Regions from separate parts of the Mus musculus genome. Here region 2 is linked to region 1. Evidence: chromatin loops called from intact Hi-C (ENCODE). Cell type or tissue: left cerebral cortex. All regions are shown on one strand.

What was found. Peaks named below come from ENCODE experiments on the same cell type or tissue, not always from the same donor. Only the 100,000 strongest peaks of a DNase experiment are listed, where the experiment ranks them.
Region 2: it touches region 1 in a loop (2.3-fold over the local background); 2 of 42 quality-filtered maps call a loop at or near these places.

Annotation. Positions count from the first base shown.
Region 1 is chr6:92,264,383-92,272,382 of GRCm38, reverse strand. Gm30688 (a long non-coding RNA gene) reads right to left here and starts at 2,748. Exons shown (of 5, transcript XR_001785327.2): 1 at 2,635-2,748. It also overlaps the pseudogene Gm44803. In left cerebral cortex, a CTCF peak has its summit at 3,150 (motif pointing right); a DNase peak (open chromatin) is centred at 3,168.
Region 2 is chr6:92,096,097-92,104,096 of GRCm38, reverse strand. The region is part of intron 1 of Nr2c2 (nuclear receptor subfamily 2, group C, member 2); the gene reads right to left. Among named protein-coding and RNA genes, the nearest start is that of Nr2c2, 7.7 kb to the right of the region's middle. In left cerebral cortex, CTCF peaks have their summits at 3,027 and 3,252 (motif pointing left); no DNase peak of the experiment used is centred here.

The DNA.
Region 1 (8,000 bases):
AGATTAAATAAACCCATAGGACTCTGTCCTGATTATCTGGGGTGGATTGACCAGGTCATAGTAAGAATTAATAGCATTTACAACAACAGCCTCGCCCACCTCCTTTTCTATGAAGAAAAAGCCAATAAGAAGCCCAGCTGTGATGAAGCAAACATGGTTGAGGTCGTGAGATGGAAGCACGGCCTTCATAAGAGAAAGTTGAATACCAACAATATACATGCAGAGGATGGGGTCATACATTAATCTTACTTGTGTATAAACTGCTGAACTATGGGGCTTTGTAAGATCCCAGGTAAACAGTGTATGAAACCAAGAGGGTTAGAAATCTTGTTTGTGTGGGCTTTGTGCTGAGTAGTTTCATGCCAGCTTGACCCAAGCTCTAGTCTTCTAAGAGGAGGGAACTTCAACTGGGAAAAATGCCTCCAGAAGACCAAGCTGTAAGCAGGGAAGCCTATTGGACAATGGTTCTCAACCTGTGGGTTGTGACTCCTTGGGAGGGAGATCAAATGACTCTCTCACAGGTGTCACCTAGAAACATTAGAAAACAGATTTTACATTGTGATTCATAACACTAGCAAAATTACAGTTATGAAGTAGCAACAAAAATAATTTTATGGTTGGGGGGTCACTGCAGCATGAGGAACTGTATTAAAGGGTCACAGCATTAGGAAGGTTGAGAACCACTGGTATAGGACATCTTAATTAGTAATCAATGTGGGAGAACCCAGGTGTGACCACCCCTGGGCTGGTGTTTCTGGTTCTATAAGAAAGCAGACCGACCTTTTTCCTCTTTGGGTGTCTGAAGACAAGATGGGTCACCAGCAGCTCTACTGGAGTCACCCATGGAGGTTTGGCTCTTGCCATGTGTGCTCTAACCGCCACGGTCTGATCTGCAAATATGGGCTGAATATGTGTCGTCAGTGCTTCTGTCAGTACGTGAAGGACACAGGCTTCATTAAGTTGGACTAAGCGACCTTGAATGGATTATTCGATTGTCTACTAAGTGGAACCAATCATGCTAGTTTTTGTGCACAAAGAATAAAAACATGAAGAAAGAAAGAAAGAAAGAAAGAAAGAAAGAAAGAAAGAAAGAAAGAAAGAAAGAGAGAGAGAGAAATAGAAAGAAAGAGAGAAATAGAAAGAAAGAGAGAAATAGAAAGAAAGAGAGAAATAGAAAGAAAGAAAGAAATAGAAAGAAAGAAAGAAAGAAAGAAAGAAAGAAAGAAAGAGAAAGGAAGAAAGGAAGAAAGAAATAGAAAGAAAGAAAGAAAGAAAGAAAGAAAGAAAGAAAGAAAGAAAGAAAGAAAGAAAGGAAGGAAGGAAGGAAGGAAGGAAGAGAAAGGAAGAGAAAGGAAGAAAGGAAGAAATAAAGGAAGGAAGGAAAAGGAAGGGAGGGAAAGGAAGGGAGGGAAAGGAAGGGAGGAGGGGAAAGGAAGGAAGGAAGGGAAGGGAAAGGAAGGAAGGGAAAGGAAGGGAAGGGAAAGGAAAGGAAAGAAGGAAAAGGAAGGAAGGAAAAGGAAGGAAGGAAAAGGAAGAAAAAGAAAAGAAAAGAAAAGAAAAGAGAAAAGAAGGAAGGAAGGAAGGAAAGAAAGTAATCAAACTGAACAAGTCATGATAAACAAGCCTTATGAATGAGCAGCACCCCTCCATGCCCTCTGCATCAGTTCCTGCCTCCAGGTTCCTGCCTGATTTGAGCTCCTGCTTCGGCTTCCCTCAATGGACTCTGATTCTGAATATGTAAGCTAAAAAACCAAAACCTTCCCTCTGTAGTTGCTTTGGTCATTATGTTTCATCTCAGCAACAGAAACCCCAACTAAAGACAGGCTTTGTGTAGTCTAGAAAATGACCCAGCCCAGTGGTGTATAGTTCCACATGAGCGTAAGCAGCAGACAGAGAGAAGCCACATGTACATAGCAACACATCTATGCATGATGGCTGACCTTGGTTGCCATCTTGACTACATCTAGATTCAACTAAAACCCACCAGCCAGGCGTGGCATGTGAGGTCTTTTCTTGGATCATTTGAAGTGGAAAGATACACCCTAAATCTGAGCCACACCCTGTGGTATAGGCCCACAGTAATGGACGTGAAAACGCCTAGCCACTCCCCCTTCTACACAAGACAGCTAATCTCAGTGCTAGAGAATTCTTTGACCCAATGTTCTGGTGCTATTTGGGCCTCTTCCCAGTCCTGGTCATGATATAAGGACAGAGTGTCCTCTGAGGATTGGAGTCCCTGATCCAAAGTAGGGTCAGGGAACTGCGAGGTGGGTGAGAATGGGAGGTCCTTCCCTCAGCAGTATAGGATAGGCCAGGGGTGGGCCAGGAAAGCAGGAGAGTAGCAAGCCACTTCGAGCTCTTCCTGCACACGTTCTGATGGAGAGCCTTAAAGAGGCCAGCAGTTCTGGCTCTCAGCCTGGCCTTCCAGCAATTCTGCAGCTCAGACCACCAAACAAAGGACCAGAAACTGCATGGCTTAAGCCCCAACCCATCGTCTCACAAATCTGGGCATTGGCAAGAATAGGGAATCAGGGCCCAAGCTGGGCTTCTTCTTTCCAGACCCCAAAGGAAGGGTAAGCACAAGGAGCTGCCAGAACCCAGGAGTGGTCTTTTTCAGCCCTGCATGCTACTTACTAGGCGTTGGGTCCATGCAGCCCATTTCCTCTTCTGGATTTGTTGGTCTGAAAAAAATGGAGGACTCGGTCCCAGAATTCCAATACTGGCTGCTGTTGCTCTGCCAACTGCCTCTTCAACATCCTATCTCGCTTAGAAGCTGTATGTGAACTCAGAAACGTCAGCTAGACTTCTGTCCATTTCTGAGCACGGAGCTGCCTTTTCCCTCATGACAAAGATATGTTGGGACCCTTGAACGGTCTGTCTTGAAAATCTAAGCTCCAGGCATGGATACATACGTGCTCAGACTATCCACCACATTTACCATGTTTGACTTCCTGGGTTCCAAGGTCGATACAAACTAACCAGGCAAACAAAACAAACAAAGCCGAGGTTTGTAGGGATACCTCTAGAGGTGGAGCAGAATTACCAGAGTTAGCAAGGAAGACCACAGGGCATCCAGTGTGGCCATTGCCTGAACCTGCTCCTTTTATATGGGGAGGAGCTGGGATTCAGGATGCGTTTTCATGCATTTCTGTTGTTGGCCACCGGAGGGCAGCAGAGCTACATAAATGTCCTGAGTGTTGTTACAGGTTGTGGGACACAGAGGATTCAGAACAGGACTTTGGGAGCCACAAGGTGCCAGAAAAGTGATGAGAGGAATTAGTAGCCATAGAAGGATCAAGGAAGGTTTCTAGGAGTTGTTGACTCATGCTTTAGACAGGGTTTGAAGTCTGAAAAGGTCCTCTAGAAAAGAGACATTGAACAAAGATGGGGGGGTGGGGGGAGAGGCAAGCTTGCTCCAGAGGCAATATAATAGGACCTAAGATTCTGGCACAGTCCTCAAGCCAGTATTTCAGCATGTGTTAGAACTTCACATCGAACTGCCTTAAGAAAAAAGAAAAAAAAAACTCCAGGAGACACCTTCAGGGAGAACCATATCCAAGGCCTCTGACTGTGTCACTGTGTCCTGTCACAGGGCCTCTCGGCTCTGCTCCTTGCAGCAGCATAGCCATCAGCAGCTACAAGCAGATGCTCAAACTGCCGAGAAGCCACCATGGAGACAGCCTCATTCTCAAGGCTTCTACCAAATGTCTGGGAGTTACTCTGATGTGCTGGGGCTGTGCTACCCAAACATCCAGAAACCATCGCTGCTCCTGATGACCTGTTTTGTGTCCAGGCTGCCTGTGAGAGATGGTCTCCTCCCTCTAACTGAACATGGGGGGCGGGAGGGGCAACAGTCTCCAAAGGAAACATGAGAGGGTCTCAGAAGGGGAGACAGTGGGTGTCAGGGAGGACCCACTGAAACCTGGTCCTCTCTTGTCCTAACTGATTCTGCACCCGGCTGCCATAATGTGCCTCAGTTTCTTTAGCTGGATGTGACATCAGGTTCAAAATAGTACTCACTCACTCCTGTAGGCTCTTAGGCTGTAGTGGCACCTCAGAGTCAGGAAGGAGTCTGTAACAACAGTTCTAACAGCAGCTCTGAGGTTGAAGCTCATTAGAAGGCTATCCTAAGCCAATGTATGGGAAAAGATGGGGTATTTCAACTGCCCAAGCTTGGGTCACGTGACTGCTCAGCAGAGCCAGGGAATAGAGTTTGAGCCACCTATGGCAAGGGGCTCTGTGTCAGGCAGAGCCTAGAGACAGTAAATTAGGGTGCTAGGATAGCCATGATGAAGTAATATTGACTGGAGGCTTGACCAACAGACACAGACTGTCTTATAGCCCCAGAAGCTACAGGTCACCAGAGCCCCACTCTCCTTGAACCTGCATGGCACCCTTTCTGCCCTCTCTAGCTTCTGCTCACAGTCAGGGGTCCTTGGCGTGGTTAGGTTTGTGGATCTGTGTATTCCTGCCTCAGCCACTGATGTGACATCCATGCACACGTCTCTGTGTCACTAAGGCTACCGCTGGCTGACTCATATGCTTTGTCACTATATTCTTCAATGACCATGCCTGTCCACAGAGGTTACCTTCCATGATACGGAGGTTTAGAGCGCCATCACCTGTCTACCAAAGGTGTTTTGTTTTGTTTTGTTTTGTTTTGTTGCCAAAAACTAGTACTGCCCCTGTGGGAAGGGCAACTGGAGTGAGGTAGTCCCAGTTGGCCAGACACAGTTCTGAGACAAGGACTCTGAATTATGTAGGCTAGTCTTGAACTCATGACTCCCCTGCTCTGGCCTCCAGAGTGTTAAGATCGCTAGCATGTGCCATAGGCAAATTATTTACTATTTGGGCCACAGTAGATTTAAGAAGCCTTGTGAGAAGTAGCAACTGGAATTCAACCCAGCTCACAGACTGCTCATCCTTATTGACTGTGAATAGACCCAAAAGAATTAACACACCACACACTGCCTGCAAATAGACACACAAAAAACACAGCGCACACACACCATCTTGCCCAGTCACCTGTGACAACCTCACAGTTGGGTCCAGCAAGGAAATCACTCAATGGTTAAATGGGAAATGGTAGAATGATACTGTGGCAAATATTTTGGAATCTGACCTACCTGGACTTGAACTCTGAATGATTTTATGTCGATAGCTCTACTTCTCTGAGACTTAGCCTCCTGTCTGTGAAGAGATCCCTACCAGGGATGGTGGTACACATACATAACTCTCATATTAGGATGGGGTTGTAGCTCAGTGGATAGGATGCTTGCCTAGCACACACAAGGTGCTGGGTTCACTCCTTAGCACTGTGCAAACTTGACATGGTGGCATATATTTGTGATCCTATCACTCAGGAGGTGGAGCCCAGAGGATCAGAAGTTCAAGGTCTTAGGTAACTTGAGGACAATCTGGGACACATGAGACCCTCGTGTATAAAAATAAAATACCAGCCAGTTGTACTAGCCCTAGCTTTTAACCCCAACACTTGGGAAGCAGAGGCAGGTATATACGTCTCTGTGAGTTTGAAGCCAGCCAGATCTCTATAACAAGATTCAGGACAGCCAGGGTTACAAAGTAAGACCCTGTCTCAGAAGTACATAAATTAAATAAATAAAAAGCTATATAATGGAGCCCTGTTTCAAAAATAATAATAAAATAACTTGTAAGTAAAAGAAAATCCTAGGATTTAGGAGGTGGAGGCAGGAGAATCAAGAGTTTAAACTCATCCTTGATTACAATAGTGAGCCCAAGGTTTGCCTAGGATACATGAAACCTTGTCTCAAAAACTAACAAAAACCAAAATTGTCTCTGAAGGTGTTTGAATGTTAATGATGCTCTATGGATGCTTGTGTGGTCAATCCTGTGTCGTACCAAGAAATGTGGGCACACACGTGGGTATCCTGGGGAGCTGGGACTGTTTAGCCCAGGCTCTAGGGCACCAAACCTGGGAAGTGTCAGCCATGCCTCTTTCTGAGGCTCCAGTCTTGCCCAGCATCTCCCACCTCAGCAGAGCTCCCATAGCTCCCTGGGCTGTGGCTGTGGTCCCAGCAGGAAATCAGTGCCAGTAGCTGCCATCCTCTTCCCTAGCATACAGAAATGCTTCACTGGAGAGATGTACTAGAGCCAGAACCTTGACTAGGGGAGCCATGTGGTGGCAGCCGTGTTTGGCTGAGAGGTACATTCATTAGAGAGGCGGCTTCTGTCTGGACCTCCAGAAGGACTGGGGCACAGAGGGAAGCACGATTCATCCTGGTACAGCCAGCCTCAAGCGATGACGGCCACCATTTGCTCGGGCTTCCTGTGTGCCTCATGCTATCCCCTCACAGACCCAATGACAAATGCCAGCTCAAATGGTCTGGGAGATGGGTGTCATACACCACCACCCTCACACCAGGCAGGCCAAGAGAGACTAAGGGAAGAAGAGCCTTGGCCAAGTGTGCTCAGGTAGTAAATGGGGTCAGGGGCTCTCTAGCCCAGGCATTGACCGCCCTCTGTCCTGTGCACCTGTGGGTTGCGAGGGTGGGCATGAGAGGGGCAGCCTCTACACCAGTACCTCATTTCCCTCCAGTTCACTGCCACAGGGCTGTGCCCATGCTACCAATGTAAGATGCCTGCTCAGGGCCACTCAGCCTGTCAAGGAGGCATATCTGTCTAATTTATGTGTACATGTGTGTGCATGTGTGTTTGTACATATATGTGCAGGTTCCTTAGGAGGCCAGAGAGGAGACTGGATCCTCTGGAACTGGAGTTACAGATGCCTGTGAAACACCTGATACTGGCGCTGGAAGCTAAACTTGGGTCTACCATGAAAACAACAAGAACTCTTAAACTTATGGGTTTGTTTTTTTTTTTTTAATGTATACCTGTGCATGCCGGAGCATATGCTTGCATGTGCACCCCATGTGTGCACGTGCTTGAACAAGCCAGAGGATAGTTTTGAACTGCCCACGGAAGGGAGCTGTGAACCAAACTGAAAAAGTGGCGAGAGCTGTAAAGCACTAAGCCACCTCTCCAGCCCCATTTTGTTTTTTGAAATCTGAAGTCTGGACTCCAAAGCCTGAGTGGTTGTCTGTCTGTTTGTTTGCAGTGTCAAGATAGAATTCAGGACTCAGGTATGCTAGGCTAGGCAGTGTACCTCAACCGAGCTCTGCCCAGTCCACCCTCCTCTGCTGCCCCCACTGGCCTGCTGTGTGGCCTCTTTGAGTCACTAGCTGTCTCTGGGCTTCAGCATGTGGGAGTCTTTCTTTGTTCCTAAATGTCTAGAGTGGAGACAAGGCTGGGGCAGGTGCAGGGAGGAAGAGGAGGCTAGGGTCATTGCCACCAGTGTTTACTGCTAAAGCACAAAGGTGGCCCAGAGAGCCTGTGTGTTAAAGAAGCACTCTAGAGAAATGGGAGATGGCAAAATGGGAACACAATTGGCTGTACAAGCAGGGTGGCCTGAGTTCAATTCTCAGAGTCCATATAAATAAAACAAAACAAAAACAAGAAAGGAAAAAAAAAAAAAAACCCACCTGGCACTTGCAATCCCAGAGCTTGGGAGGCAGAGACTCGTAATCCCTGAGGCTTCCGGACAACCAGCCTAGCCACACAATGAACGAGAGGCTTTATCTCAAAACTAAAAGGGTTGGTAGGGACATAGCTCATCGCTTAAGAGCACTTCCTGGGGCTACAGAGGTGGCTCAATGGTTAAGAGCACTGGCTGCTCTTCCAGAGGACCTGGGTTTAATTCCCAACCCTCACATAGCGACTCACAACTGTCTCTAACTCAGGGAATCTGACATCCTCTTCTGGCTTCTGTGGGCATCCAAACACACATACCCTAGCCACCCCCATAAATAAAAGTTGTGGGTTTTTTGTTTTGGTTTGGGTTTTGTTTTTAAAAGGTGGATGGCACCTAAGGAAAGATGCCTAAAGTTGACCTCTGACCTACATACTCTGTGAGCAAACCCAGAGGCACACACACACAGGCACACGTGAACATACAATAAGAA
Region 2 (8,000 bases), 170 kb after region 1:
AGATCTCCAAGCTTTTTAACTGTGGCCATTTTCTGTATTCTTCTACCCATTATTAGGTAGCCACTTCTATTAATTTCCATTTAGATTGTTTCACTGCATAAATGATGAGTGGTGAATGGAGTGTGAAACTGGTTGACAACATAAAAAGACCTAGAACCTGTAAGTACAGATACTGCATCAACAGGGACACGATACCAGGTCACAGATATCAGTGAGTCACCTCCATATAATATGGCCAGGCATGAGCTATAGGGGTTAGTCATCTTCTTACTCTGAAGTCTTTTCTTTCAGTGTATAATGGGGCTAAGGAACAAATCTAGAGCCTATCACATGCTAAGCACATTCTACCAGTAAGCTATACTACCAGTCTGCTTGCTTGCTTGCTTTTGTTTTTTGTTTTTTGTTTTTTTGTAAGTAGCTAAAACTTTTTGTTTCTTAAAAAAAAAAAAAAAAAAAAAAATCCAAGAGGGAACGAACACTGGTTTTTGTCTAAATTTTTTTGTTACTTATTTATTTATTTTGTCCTTGCTATGATTTGGTTCCAACTTAGAGAAACAGAAAAAGAAAGGAAAGCAACATTTGAGATATTCAGACAAGTAAGTCGTAACACACAGCTACATGTATGAGGTCTAGACTTGCACTCTTCAACGAAGAAAATAATGATAGCCAATAGGTAACATATGATAAGAATTCAATCCAGACAGACAGCCACAACTAATCATTTTATAACTCTGAAACATAGTCACTGTTTCTGCTGCTAACTGTAGTTTTAAGTACAAATAAGTGACCCTAAATACACTGGAACACTGGTAGAGAATTATTATTGAATAATATAGAAATATCAGAATATTCTTTAAAAGACCTTTCTTTTTATGGGATTTCCTGAAAAAACCCCATAGACAACTGTCTGAATTCCAATGGTCCACTTTATGGGCTTTGTTTTGCTTTTGTTTTATATTGCTAAGGACCAAATTCACAGCTTTAAACCTGCTACGAAAGCACCAAACTGTACCTCTACCCTGAATCACTTTAAATCTGCAGGGACAGTCAACTTAAAATAGTTATGAGTCTCAAAATAATTCTAGTAACCATATGTATAAGTCAGGAAATAGTACATCTGTTAAACTTTAAAAACCTAAGGATTCTGGATACTATTTGACTGTGTAAGTGTATACATTTGTGAATGTCTTCACCCATCCTTTAACATGTCTTGACTAGCAGTATGATATTAATGCTGAATGGATCAATATTTTAGAAGTGTGTATTACTTTTTTTACTTATTAGCATACAGTGGGGATGCATGTGTATGTGGTGGTGCACATGTGAAGAGGATAATTTGCAGCTGATTCTTCTGCCTTTACAAGGGCTCTAAAGATTGAAGCACCTACCCCAAGCCATCCTGCCAGCCCTGGCAGTCTGCATTTTAATGTTTTAAGGACATTCTGTCCTACCCTAGGGTTAAAAATACCATGGTACATATTTTATTATATAAGTGCTAAATAATGTTATCATTCACTTTGTAAGCTCTTAATCCATGTGCCCATTAGTTTTTTGAGTGTGATGAGTCAGGCACAGACATCAATTTTCCAGCACCGTGGACTGAACGACCTATCCTTTCATCACTGATCTGTAATGTCATCTCTGCCATCATAACTCAGGTTTCCTTCTGAGTGTGTACATATAATGGCAGGTTCTCTAGTCCACCACTGGTTATTTATCTTTCTGTTTACTACCACCATTATTTCACTGTCACAGCTTTATAGGCCTTGTCCACTTCCTGTACCATCTCTTGAATTCCTGGAATTCTTGATGTCAATGTTGGTTTTTTTACCTCCCAAGCAGCTTCAGCCATCAACTGCTAAATAAAAATGAAAGAGGCGTAATGTATGCCTTCTGAAAAGAAAAGAGGAGACAGTCAAAGGACATGCAGAGAAACTTCAGACAACCATGATTCCAAAAGAAAGACTTTTATCCAACTAGAGCAGATAAGTTAGAGTTTTAAAACTGCATTTAGCCATGTTAGAAAATGTGGTGTGTAAACCAAATCCTATTCTTGTGTGTGTGTGCATGCACGTGTGTGTGTGTGTGTCTGTGTGTGTGTGTCTCTGTGTGTGTGTGTGTATGAAGCTTCTCCTTGCAGGACATCACAATGTAAAAAGTAAGTAAAACAAACTCTCAGGAAATGTCAGGAAGGAGAGCTGTGAGGTACCTGTAGCTAAGTGCTCCTGAAATAAAGATAATGTGGGCAAGTCTCACCACCATACAACCACAGGACACCTCACAGACATAAGTCATATGGAACAAAGTATGGGGCATCAGTTTTCAATTAGAGGGCATCTCCCTTCCCAAAATGGCAAGCTCCAAAGAACAGTGATAGCTGGAAAACTCAGTCACTAACTTCATAACTGAAATCTAGAAACAACAAAACTAAAACCTATTACTACAGAAATAAGCTTTTAGGGACCTGGAAGAACTAGATGTATGGCTCAGTGAAAGAGAGCCTGCTTAGTATGCACAAGATCTGGGCTTTGATCAAAAGCACCAAAAAGAAAAAGCCTTCTTGGTTTATGAAGGTAAGCTTAGCAGCACCAACAGTAACTAACAGCTGGTGTTGTATTAATAAGCATTGTGAACAGAACACAGCTAGTTCTGGCTATAGAAACCTGAAGATGACTCTTCAACTAGCTAATCTTCAAATTGTACCTAAAGTCATGTTGATAGAAGAGAACCCAACTAATTGCCAAGAGCTATCAAGACATAGCACTGTATGTTTAAAAAAAAAAAAAAAGTGTTAAACCCCAAATAGCCTACCAACTCTTATTAAGAAACTATGATGACCAGACAATGAGCTGAAGGTTGAGAAATAACAAAATAAGGGAAGTCAAGTCCTTTGTCCTTGATGAACCTGATGCAATTTAATGGCTATGGTGAATGTCCCAAGGAAGAAGTAACTCCCTCTGCTGGAGAGCTAATGACATCTTAAAGAAGAGTTAGTGAGATGCCTCCATGGTTTGTAAAAGCACTTGCCCTCAAGTCTGACAGCCTGAGATCTACATGGTAAAAGGAGAGAATCAACTCCCTCAAGTAGTTCTCCACATGTATCTTAAAGATATATTTAAACTAGGTTTTAAGAAGTGGGAATTTGGGGCTGGAGAGATGGCTCAGCGGTTAAGAGCACTGACTGCTCTTCCAGAGGCCCTTAGTTCCCAGCAACCACATGGTGGCTCACAACCATCTGTAATGGGATCTGACGCCCTCTTGTGGTGTGTCTGAAAACAGCTATAGTATACTCATACATAAAATAAATCTTTTTTAAAAATGGGAATTTATCAAAGAAAGGAAGAATGGAGAGTATTCTAAGCAGGAAGGACAGTTCTTAAGGAACTAGCAAGTCTGACACAGAGTGAGGTATTTGAGGAACAGCAGGCAATATGCCAAAAACTATGGGAGAGATCAGAGGCTGACACTGGATGCTGGGGAACCATCAATAGCTTTAACATGATTGTATCTGATCTTCAACAAAAGAAACTTTTTTGATAGCAGGGTGGAGGTGACAGGAAAAGTAATATTGCAAACAAAAGCCAGTAACGACTCATGACAACAGTAAGAAATGAAAGTAGATCCTTAAATTTAATTTCAAACTAACAAGTTATCCTGAGCAGCACATGATGACAGCAGGACACAGTAAGTAAAAACTGTGGTGCAGACCACAGGGTAACAAGAGCACAAATGAACTCTTCCAGACTCACAGAAGACTGACAGCTGATGAAACCCTGTTTTCAGTTAAGTAGGCATATGGACCCTAACACAGCCAATCAGGTTCTTGATGGGAGCAACAGGTCTCTCTCAGTGGGCAGGAAGTATAGCTATGGCACTCAGCAACAGAGAAACTGTCTTCAGTAACTGGAATCTAGGAACTCATCTTTCCTTTCATGATCAAGGGATTCAAATCACTCATGCTTATGTACTGCCTACCTGAACAAGAACTTAACAGCATTCAAAGTGCCTATTGTCCTGAGCAAGTCTCCCTGGTTGTGAGGCTCAGGCACTAAGCTGATCTCTCTAATGCTAACCACATCAGACTGCCAAAATGTGTATATTGAATCTGGAACTAACTGTATGTTGTAGCTACTATTTGTTGAAAGTGCTGCTTTTTTTACCTTCTCAAAAAAACAAAAGCAAAGAAACATGAAGGCAGAAACTAAAACTGTGAAACATTCTTTAAGATATAACCAAGATTGAATATATGTATGTTGTATAAACAACCAACTATAATTCACACTGTTAAGCTGCCAGCTGGGCAAAATGAAAGGGCTGAATTAGGGTATAATCTGAAATAATTAAAAATAAATCAAGGTTGGGCGGTGGTGGCCCACACCTTTAATCCAGCATTCAGGAGGCAGAAGCAGGCAGATCTGAGTTTGAGGCCAGCCTGGTCTAAAGAGTAAGTTCCACAACAGCCAAGGCTACACAGAAACCCTGTCTCAGGGGGAAAAAAATTAAAAAAAAAAAAAAAAATTCAGGGTCACCTGTAGTGAGCATGCCTTTTTGATCCCAAGTGTAACATGTAGAAATTAGCAATTGTTTAAATTAATTAAATGTTCTAGTCTATGAATGAAAGAGGTAAGTATCTGATACCCTGTTACTGTTTGAAACTTGCTTGTTCTATGCAGTGAGTTCCAGGATTAGGTAATAAGAGACCCTAACCCCATTCCCAGTCCCCCAAAAAAGCAGTATCAAATGATCATTTGAAAAATAAAAGGCAGGCAAGCCAGCTGTCATGATGGCACACACCTTTAATCTCAGCTTTTAGGAGAGATAGACCAACCCCTGTGAATTCAAGGCCTGCTGGTCTACATAGTGAGACCTTGTCTTTAAAAAAAAAAAAAAAAAGGATACAACTGGATAGAATTTCATGATATAGTTTAAGTATAATCTGTTAAAAACCTTTTTTTTTTACATTTTTAAATTTTATTTGTTCTCTTATATATTTCATCCCAACCACAGTTTCCCTCCTCCCTTTCCAGTCTCCCCCTCACACCTCTAACCTCATTCCTCCTCCACTTCCCTTCTGAAAAGGGTAGGTCTTCCAGGGTTACCAACCAAACATGGTATATCAAGTTGCAATAAGACTAGTCACCTCCTCTCATGTTAAAGCTGGATGAGGCAACCCAGTAAGAGGGAAAGGGTCAAAATCAAGCAAAAAGGATCAGAGACAGCCCTCACTCCCATTGTTAGAGGAGTCCCACAAGAAGACCAAGTTACACAACTATAACATATGCACAGAGGGCCTAGGTAAGACCCATGTAGAAACCTATTTATATTCGTGGAAAAATAAAACTCTAGATGACATAAAATAAGAAACACAAAGCCACAGATTTGATGTCAAATTAGGATTTGGAATTAGGACATGGGGGAAAAAAATCAAAGTTTAATATAATACCAATGTTCTTCAGTAGAAAACATGCCCTTTAGATGCCTCTAGGGCTCTAAGGCCAAGCTTAAATCCACAACCAGTTATCGAAATCCTGATGCTTTTAAGACTTCAAATGATCACTTAGCCTCTGGGTCATGTGCTTCCCTACCCATCATGCCCATCCAAAGGAGATTAGTTTCTTCTTCCAGTAAGAAAAAAGGAGAAATAGCCAGGCATGGTGGCGCATGCCTTTAATCCCAGCACTTGGGAGGCAGAGGCAGGCGGATTTCTGAGTTTGAGTCTAGCCTGGTCTACAAAGTGAGTTCCAGGACAGCCAAGGCTACACAGAGAAACCCTGTCTCGAAAACAAAACAAAACAAAACAAAACAAAAAAAGAAAGAAAGAAAAAGGAAAAATAACATTCCCGAGGGAGGCGGGAGATGAATATCGTAGAAAAGCTGCAGCTTCCACAGCCATGTTGTTCCTATGCTACTGGGGAACTACTACAGGTGTTTGTGTGTGTGTGAAGACTGCTGCTTCATCCTACCAATGACTTAAGTGTAATAATGATAATATTGATTCTGTTTCTGTTAGAATGAGCCAGGAGTAGACAATTGGAAAAGGAGGGCAGACTTCTGGGCACCTATGGCATGTTCTGTCAAACGATGTATGTTTTGATTCTCAGCACTTTAGTATGATGCATAAGCTCCAACAAGAAGTCAGAAAAACAGACACACAGGAAACATGTTTAAAGTGATCCAGCTGCTAATGAAGTGCTAGTATTCCAACTCATACCACTCTGACTTTAAAACTTACACTAGTACCTCTAGACCACATTACACTTCAAATAACTTTCCAAGAAAAACAAAAAGTCAAGGAAGAAAAACAGTAACAGGGTATCAGTTGAACATTTAATAACTAAACAACTGCTAATTTCTCTGTGTTACATACTTCAGTACTGCAGTCAGGACTTTATAATCCAGCTCCACCATGACAATTTCTTTAATATTTTAGCTATATAGCGACTTTACTGACCAAAATTGTTAAGATAGAAAATAAGTAGAGGCCTGGAGAGATGGCTCAGCGGTTAAGAGCAGTGACTGCTCTTCCAGAGGTCCTGAGTTCAAATCCCAGAAACCACATGGTGGCTCACAACCATCTATAATGAGATCTGATGCCCTCTTCTGGTGTGTACTTACATATAATAAATAAATAAATAAATATTTAAAAAAAAAGAAAATAAGTAGAACAGTGAGGATAATTTTTAACACTTTTGTTATTGTTGTTTTGAGACAAGGGTTTCTCTGTGTAGCCCTGGCTGTAGTAGTCCTGGAACTCTGTAGACCAGCCTCACCTCAAACTCAAATCCCAAGTGGTAGGGCTAAAGGCATGCACCACCACCACCACCTGGCAATTTTTAACAGTTTTAAGTAATAATTTTACTGAACTACAACATGCAAATGCAAAAAGTGCTCAAACTAAACACTGTGATGACTGTCTACTAACAGAATATGTATTCACACCAGAAAACAACAGTACCAGCAGCCTGAAGTCTCCAAAGCACCTCCCCTGTTATCATTAACTTTCCTTTCTTCTAATATCTATTATCAAGGATAGTTTTTGCTTGTTTTTTTTAACTATAAGTAATATACTTTATGTGTATTTAGCTTCTCCTGCAGTCCATTTTCATTATGGTCTAGGATTCTAACACATGACTACACCATAACTTGATCATTTACAGCTGGTGTTCAGCTTGTTTCTAGTCTGGAGCTCTTATACTAGTGTTTCTGTAAATAGTCTTACTCATGCCTTACGGTAACTGAGATCTTGCCCTGGCGTGTCTTTAACTCAGTTATCTACCTGTCTCTGCTGAGATCAATGGTGTAAGCCATCATGCCCAAGCCTTACTTTCTAAGTAAGTTTTATCACTGATTTCCACTTTAAACCCTTTTATTTATTTTCATTTACTTTTTAGTTTTTGCTTTTCTGAGATAGGATTTCACTATGTAGCCTAGACTGACCTCAAACTTGCCATCCTCCCACCTCCCACCTGAAGTAGGCCCCTCATTCTGTATATCTCCAGATTTTAGCGTCTCTTACTTTGTTGCTAACTATAATAGGTGGTACTTATTCATTGTATGATCACTACCTTTCATTCATTCATGATCCTGTCACACACTAGAAGATGCAGAGCTAGGATCACAAGTATGCACTACTACACCCGGTTCAATTACACATTCTATAAGGGAGTATCTTATATCTCTCTAGAAAAACAAAATAATCTCATTTCTTAAAAGTTGTACTAAGTGAGTCAATATATATATTCTAGTCACCAGCCTTTTCAGCTGAGGACTGATATAATACCACTTGTGACATCTGCTTTCCACGTTGGTAAAACAATAATTACTAGGTATTCATCTTATCAACCTAGTAAATCTTGTGTTACTGTAAATAGGGGTGTGGGAGAGAGGATCATGAGCAATATAAATGTCATTTCTAGCATGTTCCATTAGTACACAATCAGATTCACTGTAGAAGAGAAGACCCTGAAAATGCATACTGAAGCATTCCAGCATTGAGCAGT